Linked DNA regions of Homo sapiens: all the other regions are linked to region 3. Evidence: chromatin loops called from intact Hi-C (ENCODE). Cell type or tissue: PC-3. All regions are shown on one strand. Region 1 overlaps PTGER2 (prostaglandin E receptor 2). Region 2 has its middle 35 kb from the start of PTGER2. Region 3 overlaps TXNDC16 (thioredoxin domain containing 16).

Region 1 (8,000 bases), 130 kb before region 3:
CTCTACTAAAAATACAAAAATTAGCCAGGCGTGGTGGCGGGTGCCTGTAATCCCAGCTACTCAGGAGGCTGCAGCAGGAGAATCACTTGAACGCAGGAGGCAGAGGTTGCAGTGAGTGGAGATCACGCCACTGCACTCTATCCTGGGCGACAGAGTGAGACTCCATCTCAAAAAAAAAGCCGTCTTCTACAAAATATTGGTCACCTCCAAAGTGCAAATTTTAAGCAATTCTCAAAATTACCCAGCATAGTAGATGATAAAGGAAAGGAAACAGTACAGAATTGCTTCATCCTCTACAACCAATTTTCACTTCTCATTATTCTGTCACGCTCTAAAGACATTCAGGAACTCTGATGTGGGTTATTCTCCCCTGAAAACCTGACTCATCTTAATGTGTGAAGCTGCAACACCAGAGGCTATGCCTTTTCTGCACTTCTTGGCTGGCCAATTCAGTGTGAATATGTTCTCTGGTTAAACTAGATCATCAACTCAGCTGCAGGCCCTTTCTACAGGAGTGCTCAGTTATGCATCATGTGCACACGTGTGTGTGCATATGTAATCACTAATATGTGTTTTAATCTGTAGACCTATGTGCATCATTATCCTGAATTTCTTACCTCCAAATCACTCTTTTAACACACCAGCCTGTGTAGTTTTCATCCAAAATAGTTTAACTGACAAGAAAGCTATTGCTCCATTGCACCTCCTCACCTAGCTTTCCTCTACTCTCTGGGAAACCCACCATCAATTCTTCTTTTTCCTTACTCATCTGCCAAATCTTTTCTCCATTCCCTATGCCAAGATTCTCCGGCATAAACACCTATGGCTGCCAAACCTTCCTGCTCTTGTCCCAACATAAGCAAACTGAAGATGACTACCCTTTGCGCTCTCTGCAATTTGCTTTGTATATCCAGTTGCCAGATGCCTGCAGAGTAAGTACTCAGAGAAGGGAAACAAGCTGCTCCTTCTTCTGCAGAAGGCGAGTGAAGAAAAGAGGGGCTAGGTGTCTAAAGCCATTGGTAAGAAAGACCCTGGAGCCTTATAAAGCACTGGTTTTAAATGACTAGGTGTGATCTACCTTTGTTTTCCTCTTTTCTGTGAATTTTGTAGAAGTGTGATCTTTATCAAGATGCATTATTCCATTCCTTCCAACCTGCCCAAACATTTATGTTGCTCCCTAAATAACTAAGAAATCGTTTGAGGGCTGGTAGAGCAGTTTGGTCCATATGTAAAGATGTGTCAGCTTTCCAGTGTTCAGGACATTGTTCTGAGGCCTTTGCTCTAATACAGGCCTGCACGTAGCACACAGTGAGCACTGCACTGGCATCAGGAGAGTTGGAATTTGCATCCTGATTTGGCCACTAACCAGCTCTGGGTACTTGAGCAAATTATCTAATTTTCTATACCCCAGTGTCTGCATTTGTAAAATGGATATAATAACAATGAACACTGTGGAGCACTTAGGATGTGAGCACTGATCTAAGTAGCTTACACATATCACTTCCTATCATCCTTTCAGCAACTCTATGAAGTGGGTATGTTATTATTATCACCCATTTTAAAGATGTCAAAACTGAGGCACAAAGGTTCATTATTAATATCTTGCCATTGATCTCAAACTATATACAGAGGTAGGATTCAAACCCAGTCCAATGGCCAGAACTCATACTCCCACTCAGGGTGTTCCATTGCAGACCCTGTCTCGCTGAATTGTGATCATTAGATTTAGTATTTGGAAGTAAATGTAACATGTTATTAGTTTTCCTGAAGTTCACTTCCCTATCTGTTAAAAAGAGACAATCTCTAAGTTTCAGAGTTTCTATAAGGAGTAGAGATAAAGCGGGGTTAGTACCCAGAACAATTCATGACACATATATTAGGTTATTGATACACTGGAGCTACTAATATTATCATTATTATTTATATTGTTAAAAGATTCTATTCTAGATGACAAGAAAAGTTTATTTCTCTCCACTCCCAATGACACCAAGACATTGTGCATGGTGTTAATGTTAATTGCATTCCACAGAAAACATGCTTTCATTGAGTTCAAGGGGAAAAAATACATTCATTATGTTACAGTTTACATAAGGAAGAAAGGTAAGATTCCCAACCCCCACCTTTCGTTCCCCACCACTACCACAGACAAAACATGGTTTTGCTTTTAAATCTCAAGACATAACATAGGGTCTAAGCCTGTCTACTGCTACGATGTAAAACTAACATCATTTTTCCCCTTTGCTTCTTACAGATTTTTGCATATATGAATGAAACCTCTTCCCGAAAGGAAAAATGGGACCTCCAAGCTCTTAGGTTTTTATCAATTAATTCAATAATTGACCCTTGGGTCTTTGCCATCCTTAGGCCTCCTGTTCTGAGACTAATGCGTTCAGTCCTCTGTTGTCGGATTTCATTAAGAACACAAGATGCAACACAAACTTCCTGTTCTACACAGTCAGATGCCAGTAAACAGGCTGACCTTTGAGGTCAGTAGTTTAAAAGTTCTTAGTTATATAGCATCTGGAAGATCATTTTGAAATTGTTCCTTGGAGAAATGAAAACAGTGTGTAAACAAAATGAAGCTGCCCTAATAAAAAGGAGTATACAAACATTTAAGCTGTGGTCAAGGCTACAGATGTGCTGACAAGGCACTTCATGTAAAGTGTCAGAAGGAGCTACAAAACCTACCCTCAGTGAGCATGGTACTTGGCCTTTGGAGGAACAATCGGCTGCATTGAAGATCCAGCTGCCTATTGATTTAAGCTTTCCTGTTGAATGACAAAGTATGTGGTTTTGTAATTTGTTTGAAACCCCAAACAGTGACTGTACTTTCTATTTTAATCTTGCTACTACCGTTATACACATATAGTGTACAGCCAGACCAGATTAAACTTCATATGTAATCTCTAGGAAGTCAATATGTGGAAGCAACCAAGCCTGCTGTCTTGTGATCACTTAGCGAACCCTTTATTTGAACAATGAAGTTGAAAATCATAGGCACCTTTTACTGTGATGTTTGTGTATGTGGGAGTACTCTCATCACTACAGTATTACTCTTACAAGAGTGGACTCAGTGGGTTAACATCAGTTTTGTTTACTCATCCTCCAGGAACTGCAGGTCAAGTTGTCAGGTTATTTATTTTATAATGTCCATATGCTAATAGTGATCAAGAAGACTTTAGGAATGGTTCTCTCAACAAGAAATAATAGAAATGTCTCAAGGCAGTTAATTCTCATTAATACTCTTTATTTATCCTATTTCTGGGGGAGGATGTACGTGGCCATGTATGAAGCCAAATATTAGGCTTAAAAACTGAAAAATCTGGTTCATTCTTCAGATATACTGGAACCCTTTTAAAGTTGATATTGGGGCCATGAGTAAAATAGATTTTATAAGATGACTGTGTTGTACCAAAATTCATCTGTCTATATTTTATTTAGGGAACATGGTTTGACTCATCTTATATGGGAAACCATGTAGCAGTGAGTCATATCTTAATATATTTCTAAATGTTTGGCATGTAAATGTAAACTCAGCATCAAAATATTTCAGTGAATTTGCACTGTTTAATCATAGTTACTGTGTAAACTCATCTGAAATGTTACAAAAATAAACTATAAAACAAAAATTTGAAAATGGAGTAGTATTTTATGAACTCCCTCAAATAACATTTTGTGATTAATATAAACATAGTATCTTTTAAATGAGTTCAAAGTGGAAAAATTATATTTAATTTGGCAGATTCGTAAAGTGTGGTTGCCAGGTTTTAAAGTGAGGTTGCAAATTAGAGTTTAAAATATTCATTATAATACTTGGTATTAGAAGATATTTTTTTCCTCCAGTTTTTACCCTTCCAGTATGATCTTTAAAATAGTAGAATCATCTTATTTTTTTCATAGTGATATTATTGGATAGCCACTCCTTAAAAAAAAAAAAGAGATGCTTGTTTTCTCCAAAGTCTCATTGAGTTGTTTATCCAAAGCTATTTCCTTTAAGCAGTTATCAAACTAGCTGATCACTTAGAATGATTTCAAACCAATCTAGGCATCAGTGTATTTTGATACAAACAATCTACGTCAAATCAGCTCTTAAGAAGAATAAATAAGTGGTTTGCTTTTCTACAAATTTAAACAAGCCAGGCAAAATTTAACTTAACTAAAATCTAGACATGTAAATAAATCTTCCCTGTCCACCAGGCATTCTAAAGTTAAGAAATTATTCTAAATGGGACTAATTAGGCCCATGGGTAATTCCTAAACATAAAATTCTGAAGTTGCTTTGAACTAGAAGATTAATTACTTTTATCAGATGACTTGTTTTTCTCCAGATGAAAATGTCAACTACAATTTTTCACCCCACCTTACTGCCCCCCTAAAATCCCAGAATAATGCCTGAGAACTGAAAACAAAAACACAAAATTGGACATAATATCACTAGCAGGAACAAAATGATTTGCTCTGGAGCCCAAAGTATAAGAATTTAAGCCACTTATTTAAGCACTGGTATATTTCTAGAACTCTGTTTCCTCATGTACTCCTGTTCCATGTACTGTGCTGAACGACTAAATCCTGGTATTTCATTTATACCAATATATATGTAGAAGGAGTTGAAAGTAAAAATACTCTGTAATAGTCATTACCTCCTATTAATGGCAATTTAAAGGTAGCTTAGAAAAAAATTACTAAAATTAGATATGTAAATATTCCCTTTCTAAAAATCCTGTCACATCAGACATACCTGTTTAAGTTACTGTTTCATCATCAAGTTAAATAAAAGAACAGAATTTACTTAGCCTGATATATTAAAGACTGAATTGTGATAAAAGAAGATCTAGACTTTATTCTTTGCCCCTAGTAGTCAGAATGAAAAGGGAGAAAGAAACCATAGTCGGGATTCCCTGCAGCATGCCAGCCCTAAGTTTAGGTGTTTCGATATGAGATGGACCAAGCTCTCTGCTCTGAGCTGAATTGTTCCTAAATGGTTCAGTGTGGCCCTGGTCATCTTTTCCAAGAAAGAACTGAAAAATTCTGGTGCTAAATTGTGGCCTTGAATCTCCAAAAATCTGATCGGGATCTGAGTTTGTTTAGAAGGTATAAGATGACTCTAGAAGACCTGCATCACAAAGTGGGTTGGACCCATGACAACCCAGAGCAAGACCGAAACTCTAGAAACCACTCCAACTCCAAATCATGATGCTTGCAGAGGTCTCGAACCCTGAGGAGGGAGGGCAAAACTGATTCACATCACTACACGCTCATGTAACTCAGTTACACTTTGGCATCTCTGTCTCCTCAGCATCAGTGCACTTTGAGAGAGGGATTGTCCTAATGCTAATGGCAGGTCAGCTCTGATCTGAACCAAGAAATAACAACACATTCCACTTTAGAATTTGATGACTTTGAAAGGCAAGGGGAGACAATTAGCTCTCACTTAGGCAGAGTTTTGTTTATTTCACTTAGCTTAAGCCAAATCTAATGGTTTTTGGAACTTGGGAAGAGCCACTACTTGAGACAGTTATAGAGAGAGATGCATTCCTCTCTATAAATGAGTATTTCATTCATGTCGACTTGCAATGCCTGCTCTTACTTGCTCTGTTACAACCTGAATATTTGATGCCTCTCTTCTGCCTTCATCAAACACTCACTCCACTGGCTTTCCTCTCAATCACCTAACAGCACTATAATTGATTTTTAAATTTACAAGTCGTTTTGATGACCTAAAATACACACTATGGAAAGAAGTATTATTTTAGCAATTCACAAAAGCTACATTTTAATTTATACATGGGCCAAGGCCATGTATTAGGCATTACTTATTTCAGAAAATTACTTTTTTTTTCCTGGCAGCTTTTGTGTTACTATACAAAAAGAAATTAAGTATATTCTCTTGAATGATATATTTTTATTTCTTATGAAATGTATGTATTATTTAAGGTCAATTTTAGTGGTTTAATTCTGTGATCCATGTATTTCACGGCACATGATAAATCCTAATAAGGTTAGGGATTAGTATCATCTTAGATACCCATTTAGTGGCCCCTCTGACCTCTTTACACACATCTGGCTCTTATTTCTGATTCTCAATGGCGGTGGTGGGTGCTAGGGGTGATGCTATATATTAATTAACTCTGAGTAACTGTCAAGAAAAATGATAATACACAAATGGGACAAATTTGCGTTTCATAGAATGCAATGAAGATTGGTACACATGGGAGAATGTAGAGGAATGAGTAAGTATAAAAGAGAGAGGAGGCCGGGCGCGGTGGCTCACGCCTGTAATCCCAGCACTTTGGGAGGCCGAGGCGGGTGGATCACGAGGCCAGGAGATCGAGACCATCCTGGCTAACACAGTGAAACCCCGTCTCTACTAAAAATACAAAAAATTAGCCGGGTGTGGTGGTGGGCGCCTGTAGTCCCAGCTACTCGGGAGGCTGAGGAAGGAGAATGGCGTGAACCTGGGAGGCGGAGCTTGCGGTGAGCCGAGATCACGCCACTGCACTCCAGCCTGGGTGACAGAGCGAGACTCCGTCTCAGAAAAAAAAAAAAAAAAGGAACAAGAGAGACAGAAAGACAACAGGGCATATGACACCTCACCATTTTGGTGCCCTCCTCCAGATCTTATCCAAGTTATCAGTGCCCATCTAAAAACAGTGGGCCAGAACCAAACACCAGTAATTCTAAACCAGTCTTACCAATACTGAATGCTGATAGATCAGTTCCTGGCTTAATCTGGATATTATGTTTCTATTAATGCAACCTGGGATTACAAAGCTATCTAGAAACCAGGTCCTGTCTTTAAAACCTCCAACAGATGGAAGAAGCAACAGCATTCCAGTTTACATAGAGGAAAACTGGGTGTGCAGGGGTGAAGTGAGTTGGTCACTAGGGACATCCTCATAAGATACCCTTATGATTATGGTGCTGATCTTGCCGCCCTGAAACCACACAGCCATCATTTCTCTCTTGTCTCTTATCTCTTGCTTTTGGATTGGCTGTGTACACTAGGGATAGGGAGCTTTGGGCTTGTCAGTTGAACCTGGTCTTTTGGGTTAATAATTTTGCCCCTGAGATTATGTGCAACTAGATGCCAGTGCCCTACCCCAGAGAACAGTTCTCTTGAAGTGGAACTCACTGCTTTTAGTTATCAAACAACATTTTTACTAGAGTTAATTGGCAATACTCATCTCAGTCCTAAGAGTGTGCCTGATAGATCATGATAAATAAAATGTTTAACAATTCAACAGCAGCACAAGCAAACCTTTGAAGACATAGTGGAGACTTTTTCAGCTCTTACAGAGCTTCTCAGTGTGTCCACATTGTGAAGTGTTCAGAGAACAAGCCAAAAAGCCCTAGAGTTTTGAAAACCCAATGTTAACTTTTTATGTTTTTAAAAATAAATGTCCTCATGTTCCCCGCAGGATGAAAGGTATGATAACCAAAACACTGTGGGCTGCATGTTGTGGTGTACTACTCTCTGACCTGTAAAAATAAATTTTTCTGGTGTGAGTAGGCGTTCCGATAAAAGAAGAGCAAGCCTAATTGTAAACTAGAGACTTTATTCTCTTGACTACCTATTATGGTGATGAGGGAGCTGGACACCCACTCCAAGAGGAAACACTTTCAGATGTTCACATCTTTCCATGACATGCCAGTCTGGAAAACTAAGGAAGGTGAAGAGTCAGATTCCTGTCTTCTACAAATTTCTTCTGTGTGTGTTTTTTGTGTTTGTTTGTTTTGTTTTGTTTTTTGAGCCACAGTCTCGCTCTGTCGCCCAGGCTGGAGTGCAGTGGCCCGATCTCAGCTCACTGCAAGCTCTGCCTCCCGGGTTCACGCCATTCTCCTGCCTCAGCCTCCCGAGTAGCTGGGACTACAGGCACCCGCCGCCACACTCGGCTAATTTTTTGCTTTTTAGTAGAGACGGGGTTTCACCGTGTTAGCCAGGATGGTCTCAATCTCCTGACCTCGTGATCCACCTGCCTCGGCCTCCCAAAGTGCTGAGA
Region 2 (8,000 bases), 110 kb before region 3:
ATCCTAAGCAAAAAGAACAAAGCTGGAGTCTTTTCCAGCTTTTAGAGGCTGCTTGCATTCCTTGGCTGATGGCCACGTCACTCTGACCTCTGATTCCATCATCATATCTTCTTCTCTGATTCTGACACTTCTCCCTTTTTCTCATAAAGACCCTTCTGATTACATTGGGTCTGCCTGGATAATCCAGGATTATTTCTCTATCTCAAGATCTTTAACTTAATTATATCTGAAAAGTCCTTTTTGCCATGCAAAAAAGAAAGGTTCTAGGGATTAGGATGGGACCTCTTTGAAAGAGGGTCATTACTCTGTCTGCCACATGAAGACAATTTTGAAGAAGAACCAGGAGAGGGTCCTTGCCATACTAGATACTAAGATTTATGATAAATCTCCCGTAATTAAAATCAGGTTGTATTGGAAGAGGCATAAGTAACGAGAACCCAGAAAAGGGCTATCATATATGGGAACTTGGTATATGACACAGGTAGTTTTACAAATTAGGAGGGAAAGCCAATAAACACTGTTGAGACCATTAGTTGTCCATGTAGGAAAAAAGAATTAGCTCCCTAACTCATCGTATATATAAATCAGTTCCAGATAAATTGTGTAGACATAAAGGTGAGGAAAATATTAAAATACTGGCAAATAATTTTATGACCTTAAGTAGAGAAAAATTTCCTATAAAGACCCCCAAAGCACAAATGATAAATTGTATACATAAAAATGTAATACTATTCCACAATAAAAGACACCATGCATAAAATAAAAAGACAAGCCAGAAACTCTAAAAGATGTTTGCCATCCATGTAGCCAAAACCAAACCATTAATATTGAAAATACAGAAAGAATGTCTATAAATCTATAAGAAAGTCCAGTTATATAAAAATTAAAATAGATCAGAGTCCTAAATCTAAGAGCTAAAACCATAAAAAATCTTAGGAATAAAATACGGGTAAATCTTCATGACCTTGGATTTGCCAGTGGTTTCTTAGATACGACATCAAAAGTACAAGCACCAAAAGAAAAAATAGATAAGTTGGACTTCATAGAAATTAAAAACTTTTGTGCATGAGAGGACACTATCAAGAAAGTAAAATGACAACCTATAGAATGGAAGAAATATTTGCAAATTATATATTTGATAAGGGTCTAGTATCCAGAATATATAAAGGGCACTTAAAACTCATCAATGGAAAAATGAACAACTCATTTAAAAATAGCAAGGACTTGAACAGACGTTTCCCTAAAGAAGATATACAAATGGCTAACAGGTACATGAGAAGATGATCAATACCATAAGCCATTAGGGAAGTGTAAATCAAAACCATAATGAGATACCACTTCACATTCACTGCAATTGTGTTAACACTTTTTTAAATGGAAAATTAGTGTTGGCAAAGTTGTGGAGATATTGGAACTTTCATAAATTGCTGATAGAAATGCAAAATAGTGTAGCTGCTATAGAAGACATTTTGGGTGTTTCTCTAAAAACTAAACACAGAATTACCACATGACCCAGCAATTCCATACCCCCCAGAATTGAACAGGGACTCAAACAGATACTTTTTAACCAACGTTTATCAGACTACTATGAAAGGTGGAAACAACTGAAATGTTCATTAACTGATGAACGGATAAATAAAATGTGCTACATATATATTACATATATGCATAATATATTATGTGTAAATATTATCTATATATACATATTATGCATATTATATACATACACATACACCTCAATATTATTCAGCCATAAAAAGGAATGAAGTACTGATACACACTACAATATGGATGAACCTTGAAAACATTATACTAAACGAAAGAAGCCAGGCAAAAATGACCATATAGTGTATGGATCCATTTATACGAAATATCATGAGTCAGCAAATTTATAGCGCTAACAGCTTAGTGGCTTCCAGGATCAGAGGTGGGAGGAAAATGGGGAGTAACTGCTTAATGGATATGGGTTCCCTTTTTGAGTGATGAGAAGTTTGAGTGATGATGGTTGCACCGCTAAATATCACCAATGGTAAATTTTATGCTATACATATTTTAACACAATAAAAAAGCACAGGTGATAAACTGCATACGTCAAAATGTAATACTCCTACACATTAAAAGACACCATAAATGATGTAAAAAAGATAAACCACAACTTCTTAAAGACCACTGCCACCCATGTAGCCAAAAAAGCATACAAGATTATAAAGTGAACGTCTATAGCTCTCTAAGAAAATACAAACAACACAATGAAAAAACGAGCCAAGGATAAGATCAGACAATTTATAGAAGAAAGAACCTAAATGTCCAAGAAAAAACAAATATGAGAATGTGTTCAACCTCATTAGTAATTAAGAAAATGCAAATGAAAACATATTTTGCACCCTATTAGACAAGAATCACACATCAGTTAAAAATGAATGGGTAAACTAGATCTAAATATTTTCTTATGGATAAGAAAGGTGGAAACAACCCAAATGTTCATTAACTGATGAATGCATAAATAAAATGTGCTACATATACATTACATATACACTCAAAAACAATGTTGAGTTTAAAAAGTTAAGTTTCAGCTCACTTATAGAATAAACAGACATTTGTGTAAAGTTTAAAAACACATAAACTGAAGCAAATATTTTTATGAATACAGACATCTGTAGTAAAGGTACAAAAACTCAGAAGGACAGATACCCAGTAACTTCCTGATGACAGCTGTCTCTGGGGACGGAGGGACAGGAATAGAGTAAGGGTGGCACAGAAGAGGAGTTGTCCCTTATTTTCATTTATTAAAAACAAAGTAAAACAAACAAACAAACAAACATCTGGAATCCCAGCACTTTGGGAGGCCAAGGTGGGAGGATCACTTGAGCCCAGGAGGCTGAGGCTGCAGTGAGCTGTGATCACGTCACTGCACTCTAGCCTGGGTGACAGAGCAAGACCCCATCTATTTTAAGAAAAAAAAAAAGAAAGAAAAAAAAACTGAAGCAAATAAAACACATTGTTGATATTTGTTAATTCTGAATAGCGGGCACCTATGCCTTTATTGTATACTTTCCATGCTTTCTGTGAGTCTGAAATTTTTTAGAATTAAAAAACTAATAGTCTATTAATGTGGAGAAATAAGACACAAGTCTGCAAAGATGAAGTATATAAATGTGTAAATTTTGCTACGGTGAGGAAATTGACTAAACGTTTATGTGTGAGAGAGAGAAAAAGAGAGAGAATGGCAGATATTTCCTGCATTGAAAGTTGCCAAGTTGGGTTTATTTGAAGAGACCTCATAATGACAACTTTGGTGACACTCCCTAGTCAGGGATCTCTGGATAGGGCAGGGCCCAGAGACTTGGACATTTGCTCAGGACAGTGCGCGCTGCAATCGACTAAGGCTGCTTTCTGTTGCTGCCAAGCAACAAAATTCAGAACAAAAACTGTTACCCACTTCTGATTCATCCAATATTTTTTATAGTCCATGGGTTCATGTTACGTGCTTATTGGCTTAAATTTATTTATTTAAATAAATAAAATTATAAAGTTTAAAATAAACCTAAACTTAAATAATGGTTTAGGTATATTTTAAACCTAAAATATAAGCCATAATATTATAGGTTGGATCAATGTTTTTTAGACTACGTTTGCTATTCTAATCACAACTGGGAAAAAGTGATCCCTAGCCCATTTGCTTTTGAGGCTCTTGCCTGACACCAGTTCATGTTTTCTGAAGAATACCAAAAGGAAAATGTTACCACCACTCACTCATTTAACAAATGATCTGCTGTTGATTTTCTGGGCTGCAGATTCTGTGTTAAACATTTAAACAGCCACACGGAAATGACAACTTACTGACAAAGTTGGCTAAGAAGTTCCATGGTTCCACAGTTCAGATCTCTAAGTATGAGTCCACGTTGCCTGCTTGCTCAGCACACAGGAATGCTTAATTTACATGGTACTTTTTTAACTAATAAACACTTCTTTCTAATGCAGGGCTAACTTGCAGAAGCCTAACTTAGTATTCTTGGGTTTTTTGAACCATATCACAGGAGATAAAGCAGGGAATTCTTTTCCTAAGAATCACTGCAAATTTGTAAATATTGTATGTCAGTAAATATGGCATTAAGATGGAATTTCTGTTTGGTAAGATTAGTGACTGTTATTTTCACAGCATGTTCTGACATAAGAAGAGCATACTTATTTTTTAAGCAGAGTACACGATAAAATGTATAATCCTTTCCCAAATCTCATTATTCAAAATTTTCTAGAACACAGCCTCCTTTGTTAGAATATAACCTTGTGGGCAGGAAATTTATCCTATTTATTTGGCATACAGGTCGTATCTAGTTAGCAGCTGTTGTGAATAGTGCCAACGCCAGATAATTACATGGATTATGGACTGCATTATCTAATCAAGAATCAAGATGCATGCCCTATCTTTTGCTCTTAAAAGATGGCATGAGAAAAACAAACAAAAAAAATGGAAGTAAAATATTAGGATTCTAATAACTCCCCAATCAAGAAAACTGTGTTTTTGCACATGAAGAAATAAGTGTGGTCATTGTGATTTTGGAAAAATATATAATCTCACACTAAGAACAGTAATGTAAACAGCACATGGACAATTAGCTATAAATCTCTAGAAAGCAATTCTTTATACTGAAGGACAAGAACCAAGATATTAATATTTATGGGTACACACACACACACACACACACACACACAAAACAAGAAACATGATGTGGTATGGCCTTGCACCTTGGGTTTGGCTGGCCAACCAAGGGGAAAACCCCTGACCCAAGCTGTCCTGGGCACATTCTCTTTTTGGTATTTGGAAATGGAGACGAGAAAGCTGAGTCAGAATCTACGTGTGTGACAGTCCCTGCCATGTGTAAGCTTGGGCATTCTGGGGAGGCCATGTTTTGCTCTGTGAACTAAAGGGCAGAAAAAGCCATTCAGTAAAGAGAAACAAAGGAGATGAGTGCTGTATAATCTCCTGTTGCTGCTGTAACAAATTACCACAAACTTAATGGCTTAAGACATACAGATGTGTGATCTTACAGTGCTGGAAGTCAGAAGTCTAAAATTGGCTGGCCGTTTGCATTCTTTCAGAGGCGATAGGAGAAATTCTATTTCCTTGCTTTTTCCATCTGAGGCTGCCTGAATTCCTTGGCTTATGGCTACATCACTCCACTCTGCTTCCATTGGTCACATCTTCTCTGACTCTGACCTTCTTACCCGCTTCTAAGGACTCTTGTGATTACACTGAGCTCACCTGGATAATCCAAAATAAATTCTCCATCTCAAGATATTTAATTTAATTGCAAGGTTCCTTTTGCTATATAAAGTAGCATTTTACAAGTTCCAGGAATTAGGACACCTTATGTGTGGTGGGGGACGGGGGGTCATTATTTGCCTACCCTAAAAGCTCAAGGAGGAACAGTGATGACAGGTTCCAATAAAATGAAAAGTTCCAGTAGCAAGCCATTCCTGCATTTCTGCTCTTGGATGCCATGACACACTCTTATACTCCTGTAAGAAGCCTTTTGGGCAACAGCTGCCTGAGCGCTCTGTTGACATGAATTCTGAAGACTTATTGGAATGTCATGATGAGTGAATGAATGTCTGCCAGGGCACCAAACAAGGAGAGCTATCTCATATGTGTCACAAATTCGCCATCCTTGCTCAGGATTAGAAGTTGTAGAATTAGTATGGCTGGGTGTAAAGAATCATTTTGTTCATTATAAAAAGGGGGCTTAAACTATGAACATTTAAATCCTTGTTAATAGTACCAGAACCTTAATTAAGGGCTATTTGCCTCAGGAGCCTGTCTGTAATCTCAGGAGCTGAGAGTAGGTAGGCCACATGTTACCATGCACTAGATGCATAGCACTTAGGAAAAAAATCAACTTGATGATTTTGCTACATAACACCTCTCCCTTTGAACAAAACAGTTGCTGTTTGGGGTCCCAGATCACAAACCTTTGAACAAAACAGTTGCTGTTCAGAATCACTGATCACGGACCTTAGGATCGCATCATACGGCTCCTCCTAAGTAGCATGGCCACAGGCAGGAGGCAATCTGTCTCACTAGGCAAAGCATTTTTCCATGTCAGAGCATTTGCTCACAAGAGAAGGCCATTGGTTTCAGCAACCCAAAGTTTTCTTTCTGTCAGTTTTGTTTAGTGCCCTGTGCCAGGAGCTCACTTATGCCTGTATCCTTGGCTCAATTTAATAGGGAATTCTGCCCTGAGTGACACTTAATAACCTCAGTAACCGCTAGCTCCAGTGTTCTCAGTGACTTCATAGTGCTGAAATTACATCGTCACATTCACACCAGCTAGAAACAAAGATAAGCCCAAGATGGCACAGAATTCATGAGGAGCCGAAGGGTGAGCTGGAGGGTATGGCTACGTTTTTTAAACGGCATCAAGAACTCAACCTGTCTCTCAGAATCAGTGAGAGCACTTAAAAGGAGAGGAGCCAGACTAAATAACTCACCAGGCAGACCTCCTCTGCTTAACTGCCTTGAAGTTTTCCCTTCCTGAAGAATTCTTTCCTCTCTGAAGATTTAAGGAGGCACATGTGATCTAATCCCCCACACTAGCTTCTAAACCCTGTAGAATGAGTGTTTACAAAGTAGAATCTTTTACTAGATATTGTAAGAGAGATGTCTGTGTGTGTTTTGCCAAGAAATTAAAATCCAGTCTTTGCCAAGGAGCATAAATATACTTGGCAGAATCCAGAGGCTCAGTAGCAAAGATAAAAGTAATTGTTCCCTTCAGCCAATTGCTCACACTTATTACAAAACATTTATCTTCCCCCAGGGTGGATTTTCTCCTCTGATGCCGTCTGGCCCAGGAGGACATCATCCTCCGCCCTGGAGGGCCCATGAGATGCTCAGGGCCACATCAGTACATTTCTATGCAGCTCCAGATAGGTACAACCCACAGAGTACAATTACTGACCTGAAACATTTCATCTCTCAGGGATGTGATATTTTCCCCTCCAGTAATGATCAACTTTTAAGAAAGACATTTATATTTTAACTATGTCATTCTTTCCAGTGCTTTAAAACCTGATTTGATTTTCTTCAGCTCTCTGGGCTTTATATAAATGTCAGTAAACTGAATGGGCTGTCAACACCTAGATTAATGATTGGCTAACAGGAGATTTCTTGGTTTTATATTCAGTGAAGCAACTCAGGGACTGTAAGCACTGTGGTGCTTTTACGATTTTTCCCTTAACCCTTTTATGCCCCTAAAGACGTATCACCCTGGGAGAAAAACAACCACAGTGGTCTGATTCTGAGTAAAACCTCTCTGTTCTTCCTTTTCCTGTGCGGTGTGCCCCAAACCAACTAATTATCAGAAAACTAAAATGTTGATACACCCAAATTTAAACTGGTTAAAACTTTTTAACACAATTTGAAGGTCAAAACAAGTCTAACATTTCAACAAAAACTTGTGCCATCATCAGTAACTAAAATTTAATAATACTTGGCAGTGAATTCAATTTACTCTGTGTACTTGACAATACTACAGCTGCGTTTCTTTCTAAAATAGCCTCTAAAACGTTTCAAATAACGCAATTGCTCATTTGTTTAGAACTATAGTTGTTTGTGTACTTATCTTACTTTTCTCTTGAATTGTGTGTTCCTGGAAGGGAGACACTTCAAAGCATTGCACAAGGAAACCAAACATGCATCAGACATAATCCCTGTCGTTCAGGACTTGAAAACACAAGAGATGAGAACTTCACACAAACAGCCATCCCCATCTTCTAATGGTCCTCTTCTTTTTCTCCTTGCACCCCACTGCTACACTTGCAAAAAACACAAACATTGCTTATTATTTATTAAGTGGCTCTTTTCAAAAACTTCTACAAAAAAAGCCGTCCCTCCAGATCCTTTTGAAAAAGAGTAATCCACATTATAAATCATTCCTATAAATCATCATAATAACATATAATGAGGTTACTATTTGGGATTTTTTGAGCAGAGAGGTAGAGTA
Region 3 (8,000 bases):
CAGAGTGAGACCCATCTCAAAAACAAAACAAAAAAACCCATATAAGTAATAAGAATAGTAACTAACATTTGTTGGATGCTTACCATGGACTAAATAATATACACAAAGCACTATCAAATCATGTCTCATTCAGTCCTCACAATAACTGTCTGCAGCAGATGCTACTATGAGCTACATTTTATGCATGCAGAAACCGAAGAACAGAGAAGTTAACCTATGTCAGTAAGAAATCAACCAATGATTTGAAGCTGGGCAGGCTGACCTTCCAGAATGGACATGCTTTATAACAAGTTTCACCCTGGATTAAGCACGTGAACTGAACTTCGGCCACACTAGTCTCAGCAAGATGTAAACTTTTAGCAGTGGACTCAAAATGCTGTATGCATAATGACTGAACAATAAAACAGAACAATCCAGTAAATCCTCAGCTCACAAATCACCCTGCCCTGTACCAGCAAAAAATGGAAAAATGTGTATGAACATATACTACCTTTGACTGATCTAGATTTTATTTCAAGTATCACCCTTATTATAAAACATACTCACAAACATTTCCAGTAGTGCATCTGTTATTATTTGAACTATGTCTTGTGCATGTGTGCTAGCTAGTGGGATGCTCTCTATTTTGCCTTCTGTGTGTCTGGCAAGCAGCAGGGCTGGAAGACTTGCAGCATATTTGGTTGACCTATGGAGAAAGGCAGTATTAAAATTCACGATCAAAATCTAGCATGTCAAAAACATGAAAATCTAGGCTAGGAGGTCACAGTGTGAGGCAGCAAATGGGAATTCCTACTGCTAAGGAAAAAAATGAACTCCATTTCCAGGCAAACTTATCTTCTATGACAACCTACATTAAAAGAAAGAAACAGGTAATGATCTATAACAAACTAGATTTTTAAAAAGCAACAAGGCAGTAATCTAGCCATATTTTTTTCTATACAACTTACTCAACAAGAAAATAAATCAGATTTGGAACACAGTGAATGGTTCTCGACCTTTCTGGACTTGCTCACCACAATGCTGAGTAAGAAAATGGGCATTTATGAGAAACCTACTATCTGCCAGGCACTATACTAGGTATTTCAATTATGTTTTTATTTAACTTTCAGAATGAAAGTGGCCATTATGACCTCATTTTGCAGATTAAGAAATAGGACTGAGAGAGTGATAAATGGCAGACACAGACTTCAAATGAGGTGTCCCTGACACAGTCTGTTCCTGACATAGTCTGTACTCTCTCCACTGAAACAAGAGCCCAAATCCACCCTCCCACAATCCCTTTCGCTAACTAAACCTAAAAGAAAATTATCTAAATAGAAGAAAGCTTTGTGTAAAATTACTAGTGAAGTAGTCATGTATAATAACTTAATTCATGCCAGAACAAAGTATAGACATTATAACAACATAAGCATTAGTTGAGAGGCCAGTTTTCAGGTCACTTAAAGGAACCTCTTAGTTGACCAGTTGGTTATAAACAAAACACACTCTGAAAACTACTGGTCTAGCTCTTTGGACCACAGCTAGACGCACAATGACAGCAGAGTAGAAGATCATGGGTGATTACCCATTGTCAGATGGACAGTCCTCATATTTCCTTCTTTAATATATACTTTATGAAAATCAGTGATTTCACAAATAGAACAAAAGCCTGATCACCAAGAGCATATGTCACCAGTGTTCAAGATGAAAGATTTAAGCTTAGAAATCACAATTAGGAATTTATAGTCAGAAGCTAAGAAAGACAAACTACTGGGGCTTAGTAAGTACACCTATACCTGAAAATGGGCCATAGAGAATGTGATATGTATTAATAATAATCTCCAAATTTGCAGTTCAGTCCTTCATTCTATAGCAACTAAAATATTTTGGTAGTCCATAGAAGTCCCACCTTCTACAGATAAGGTAATTTAAGAAGCTAAAAAAGCACTGATTTTTATACACACACGTACCCACTCACCCACCCAGGGGGTAAATAAAACCTCAGATGCTCAAAAAGAAAAATTTATCCCAAACTATGATAACTCCAAAGAACCACATTGTAGGTAATAGAACCCAAAGAGGAAAATTTTTATAGGAGGATGGTGAAGTACGAATCCAAGACTGCCCCATGGGGTCTTTGGTCTAAAATAAAAGAATAGCTAAAGAATCTAAAGTATTTCCCAGGTACTTTATTTCCTAGAAGGAAATAAAAAAAATTTCTTTAGATTGCTACCTTATTTTCCTCCATCAGCTGTGTAAATATAAGCAATTATTAGATAACATTATTTTGCATAATTTCTCCCTCCCTAAAATTAAAAGAGCAATAAACTTACAGTAGCAAAACATCTTCTTCAGAATAAATTCCAGTGATAACATATCCTTTTAGGTAGTTTCCTGCTTCACTAAAATCTTCTTTTGCTATAAATACATAGAGAAGACAAAAATCTGAAACCTTTATAATTATGTATGCTATTCAACTGATGAAGAGATTTATAGGTGGTAGTATTTCATTATTAATTAATTACAAAAATATTTAAGTGCAGATGTCTTATATAATTTAGTGGTTCCAAAATAAATCTGTATTCTCTTTATGACATGGGATTACTAAAGAAATGTCAATTGATATAATGCAACATGGCTTCCAAAACAAATGTACTCTAAATGTAATTCATAAGCTTTATAGCACTCTAATCATAATTACTGAATAAATACTTTTTGCCTTTTAATTTACTCCTATGGCAGAGTAAATGGAGACAGCTGTCTTATGTGTAGCCTGAAAAGAGAAGTAGGTATGTGAAATGATATGCACATTATAACCATAAAATCTGAAAGTATCTATATGCATAAAAAATAGCAGACTGAAAATTCTAGCCCTCTAACAGTGTCTGTGTTAGGGTTGTGCAAGTAGAAGGGATTCTGTGTCTTTTAAAAAACAATTCCTACATTTTCTCTAATGTGTTTTCATTAGTTTTGAACTTTGATTAATTTGTATTGTCTTTTCTCATTTGTTAGGATACACATATTCAAAATACAAGCTATTTCTACAAATTTCTGAATACATTTTCATTAATAATAGCATACTGTGGATCTTGTTAATAATGACTATCCTATAACCAAGAAGCAAGTCTGAATTAAATCATTGTAGACTAATGAGAAAAGCACAGAGGTGGACTTATAGGTCAAATTCTTGCCAAGTGAAGGCCAAATGATAATTCAATTCATACATGAAAGATTCACAGCAGTCAAACAGAAAAACACTCATGGAAGAATGAGTCACATAGTACCTACTAGGCTAGGCATGCTGAACCCAAAGATCTGTACCTCAGCAGTCAGCACTACATTCATGATGTAAGCATTCAACATTGTCAACATTGGGTAACCACAAGATTATTTTCTTTAAAAAGGGTACATACTTTCCCTAAGATTGAGCAATACTGTCTGTAGGAAAGCAAACTTACTAGAGTAGCTCAGTAGGCAGCATGGGGAGCTCATTTACAATCACAGATTTAATGAGACAACTGGCCAGGTGCGGTAGCTCACGCCTGTAATCCCAGCACTTTGGGAGGCGAGGTGGGTGGATCACTTGAGGACAGGAGTTTGAGATTAGCCTGGCCAACATGGTGAAACCCCATCTCTACTAAAATACAAAAATTAGCTGGGCATGGTGGCATGTGCCTGTAGTCCCAGCTACTCAGGAGGCTGAGGCATGAGAATCGCTTGAATTTGGGAGAAGGAGATTGCACTGAGCTGAGATCATGCCAGCCTGGGCCACAGAGCGAGACTCTGTCTCAAAAAAAATAAAAAGAGAGACGAGAGACAGAGAGAAAATTTATTAAAATATTTTTTTAGCCCATGCTACATCAAAGTAGAAAAGACACATGAGATTATAAACTAGAAAGGACTGTGTGTCTGTACTTTCATTTCTAAGAGTGAACAGAGTGAAATTCCAGTCAATGGATAAACTATATCTAAAGCAATGACATAACAGAATCTGTTTCAGCTTCTTTTCATTTTAGGTAAGTAGCAATAGAAAAGTACACCATTATTTCCATATAATTTCCTCATACAAAAGACTCTCTACTTATGAATATGTCTCTTAAAAAGTCTCTTCGTAAATCCATGTGTTTGTAAATCCTAAGTGACTCACAGGATGGGAAAATATATGACTGTAGATCTCAGATGCATATCCATTTCCACTAAACTAGAATACATATTTTCCTCTGAACATTCAAAACCAGGCATATTCTCCTCCTTGGTAAAAACTGTATATATGCCAAAATATATGGCAACCTCAAATACAAGAAAGTACTCAATTATCTGAATAAAAATATGCACAAAAAGCTTTTCAGCTACTATAAATATATTTTAATTGCATAAAATAAACATATTTATTTAGCAATATTATTTTTTCTACTATCACATCTTATTGAATAATTATTTTTATAGACACACACACATACATACATCTGTTTTTTAGCTCTGTCAGCAGGGAGAGCTGAGAAGCAAGAAAACCCCAGTAACTAAAAGCACTCCTAACCCCTATATTATACAAACTAGAAAACCTGAAAGAGATGGATAAACTCCTGGACACATACACACTACCAAGACTGAACCAGGAAGAAATTGATTCCCTGAACAGACCAGTAACAAGTTCTGAACTTGAATCAGTAATAAATAGCCTACCAACCAAAAAAAGCCCAGGACCTGATGGATTCACAGCCAAATTCTACCAGACATACAAAGAAGAGCTGATACCATTCCTATTGAAACTATTCCCAAAAATTAAGGAGGCGGGACTCCTCCCCAGCTCATTCTATGAAGCCAGCATCATCCTGATACCATAACCTGGCAGAGACACAACAAAAGAAGAAAATTTCAGGCCAGTATTCCTGATCAACATTGAAAATCCTCAACAAAGTATGCAAACTAAATCCAGTAGCACATCAAAAAGCTAATCTACCACAATCAAGTAGGCTTCATCCCTGGGATGCAAGGTTAGTTCAACATATGCAAATCAATAAATGTGATTTATCTCATAAACAGAACTAAAGACAAAAATCACATGATTATCTCAGTAGATGTAGAAAAGGCCTTCAATAAAATACCCCTTCATGTTAAAAACTCTCAATATACTAGGTACTGAAGAAACACACCTCAATAAGAGCCATCTATGACAAACCCACAGTCAACATCATACTGAATGGGCAAACGTTGGAAGTAATCCCCTTGAAAACTGGCACAAGACAAGGACACCCTCTTTCACCACTCTTACCCAATGCAGTCTTGGAAGTCCTAGCTGGAGAAATCAGGCAAGAGAAAGAAAAAAAGAGCATCCAGGCTGGGCACAGTGGCTCACTCCTGTAATCTCAGCACTTTGGGAGGCCGAGGTGGGAGGATAACGTGAGCTCAGGAGTTTGAGACCAGCCTGGGTAACACGGCTAAACCCCATCTCTACTAAAAATGCAAAAATTAGATCTCTGCAAGGAGAATTATAAAACACTGTTCAAAGAAATCAGAGAAAACACAAACAAATAGAAAAACATCCCAAGCTCATGAATGGGAAAAAACAATATCATTAAAATGGCCATACTGCCCAAAGCAATCTATAGATTCAATGCTATTCCTATCAAACTACCAATGATATTTTTCACAGAACTAGAAAAAAAGTATTTCAAAAATCGTATGAAAGTCAAAGAAGGTTGAACATTATCTTCTGACAATGTTTTTCATGTAATTTTCCATAATAAATTAACCTGTTCATTATCTCTCTTTTGGATGTTGCAGGGGCCCTCTGTAACATTTGAAAGTTACTTTGAGGTCAAAAAGACTTAATTTTGAACTTGATTTTGGGAAGCCTATTAAATATGTCAAAAGTTTAAAACACTTATCAAAATAGATCACAGGTCACTGTAAAATAAATCATTTATTTAGCCAAAGTGATAATTAAGAGGTTTTAAAAAGCAAAGACCTTTATTTGTTGATTAAAAAAGGACTCAGAATATGTCTATAGAATATGTCTCTTCTTTCTCCCTTTTTTGAGAGTTTATTCAAAACGTGAATGAAAGTGTTTTATTGTGTCTTATTAGTATTACATGAAATTTATGTGCAAAAGAGAAAACTAAATTTGTATTCTTTTATTAGTGTATTATCAATTCTAAAGCTGATTTTAATAAAAACTTATATACAAATCTCATTTCAGTCAGCTTTTAATCACACAAGATTTTAAAATAAACTTTGTAATCTCATAACAATTTTGAAGTTTTCTAACTTTCTACAATTTATTTAGTTTTATCTATATCTTTTAGTTCTTTTAATTTGAAACAATCTTTAAATAACTTCTTTTTTTCTCACATTTTTATGCCTTTATAACTTTCCTCACCAAAAATATATCTTGCTTTTTTAATAGACTCTTTATTTAGAATTCTCTTACATTTAGTAGTTTTAATTATATTATGTTAGCTATAATTTTGACTCTTAGTAACCCAAATTTCTAGTAAAAACCTAGAAATTAATTTTGAACTGTTTTATATCAATATTTGTAGATGAAAATCATTTATAATTTTTAGATATTTTAATTTTATTAACAAATCTAAATATATTTAGCTTTTTTATATCATGTAAAAATAAGATGTCAAAGTACATAAACAAACATATGTTTGATAATTAATTTTAGTATTTTAACTTATTTAGGAATGACTCAGACATTTTATTATTATTTAACATGACTTAAAGATTTTTAATTATTGGAAAATAAATTATGACACAGGTACCCTCCTTAATGTCTTTCTCAGTTGTCCTTAGTCCTGAGTACCCATGTGGCACCTGATGCCTATAAAAGGCAGGGCTCTTTTGGGTCCTAAATTTACATACCAGATGTCAGGACAGAAGACAGAGCTGTGAAGAGGATGTCTGGTGGATCTGACCACTCCCAGCATGGCCATGAGGCAAATCTGGGCCAAGCAAGGAGGAACAAGGGGCCCTGCAGCAGGTGGCCTAAGCATTGACGACATGCCTCCAGGCCTTACCATGGCCACCTGTCCAGACCCCAGAATCTTGAAGCTCAAAACCAAAGACCAGCTTATAGTAAGATGTGTGCAAAGCTCTAGGGAAGCTCAACAGCCAGCTTTAGCCCACAGACAAATCAAGCAAGTGCCAAAAATATTATAGAAAATTAGCAGTTTTATGACCTTAAAACATGTAAAGACAGCATAAACCTGTCTGACCAGTAGATCCAGGCAAAAATATCTGAATTATATTTAAGTTACACTCTTGAAGCCATTTTTATTTTACTTTGTTAACAACTTTGAAACTAGATTTACCAAATATCACACATACATAACACATATAGACATAGAGACATCCAGACAGAAGCAGATTTTATGGCTTTTATACAAAATTTTCATTTGCTGGCTTTTAAATGGTTTCTCTTTTATTTTTTTAAACCTATAGTCAGCAAGTTCTTTATATTTTTGTTTATATTTTTTTTTAGAGACACAGTCTTCCTGTGTAGCCTAGGCTGGTCTTGAACTCTTAGCCTCAAACATTCCCCCCACCTCAGCTTCCTGAGTAGCTGGGATTAGACAGACTCTCACTCCATCATCCAGACTGAGTGCAGTGGCACAATCTTGGCTCATTGCAATCTCCGCCTCCTGGGTTGAAGCAATTCTTATGCCTCAGCCTCCCAAATAGCTGGAATTACAGGCACATGCCACCATGCCTGGCTAATTTTTGTATTTTTAGTAGAGACAGGGTTTCACCATGTTGCCCAGCCTGGCTGGTGTTAAAAACTCCTGACCTCAAGTGATCTGCCTGCCTCGGCCTCCCAAAATGCTGGGATTATAGGCATGTGGAAATATAAGCCACTGTTCCTGGCCCTGGCTACCTGTTATAAAGGGTCTTTTAAAACAGGCAATAAAAATACTGAAATCTTTTCAGAAGCTTCTGCACACCAATAGGCATCCCTGAATAAGCCTAATTAGAGAGTCCTCATTTTTAAATGTACTTCTAAAGTGTAGCATTTT

The links. A loop is a pair of places that touch in the nucleus more often than their neighbours do. Peaks named below come from ENCODE experiments on the same cell type or tissue, not always from the same donor. Only the 100,000 strongest peaks of a DNase experiment are listed, where the experiment ranks them.
Region 1: a loop joins it to region 3, with 6 times the contacts of the local background. A loop is called at or near these places in 7 of 110 quality-filtered maps.
Region 2: a loop joins it to region 3, with 4 times the contacts of the local background. A loop is called at or near these places in 3 of 110 quality-filtered maps.

Annotation. Positions count from the first base shown.
Region 1 is chr14:52,324,970-52,332,969 of GRCh38, forward strand. PTGER2 (prostaglandin E receptor 2) reads left to right here. Exons shown (of 2, transcript NM_000956.4): 2 at 2,252-3,629. The coding sequence ends at 2,485. Among named protein-coding and RNA genes, the nearest start is that of PTGER2, 15 kb to the left of the region's middle. RefSeq lists enhancers at 154-203, 224-273, 414-563. In PC-3, no CTCF peak of the experiment used is centred here; DNase peaks (open chromatin) are centred at 2,772 and 3,482; H3K4me3 peaks cover 775 bases; H3K27ac peaks cover 2,635 bases.
Region 2 is chr14:52,345,094-52,353,093 of GRCh38, forward strand. No RefSeq gene overlaps it. Among named protein-coding and RNA genes, the nearest start is that of PTGER2, 35 kb to the left of the region's middle. In PC-3, no CTCF peak of the experiment used is centred here; DNase peaks (open chromatin) are centred at 3,418 and 3,858; H3K4me3 peaks cover 1,673 bases; H3K27ac peaks cover 3,646 bases.
Region 3 is chr14:52,454,778-52,462,777 of GRCh38, forward strand. It overlaps TXNDC16 (thioredoxin domain containing 16), which reads right to left. Exons shown (of 21, transcript NM_020784.3): 17 at 2,313-2,397; 18 at 547-685. Among named protein-coding and RNA genes, the nearest start is that of TXNDC16, 94 kb to the right of the region's middle. In PC-3, no CTCF peak of the experiment used is centred here; DNase peaks (open chromatin) are centred at 1,084, 3,314 and 4,124; H3K4me3 peaks cover 728 bases; H3K27ac peaks cover 2,936 bases.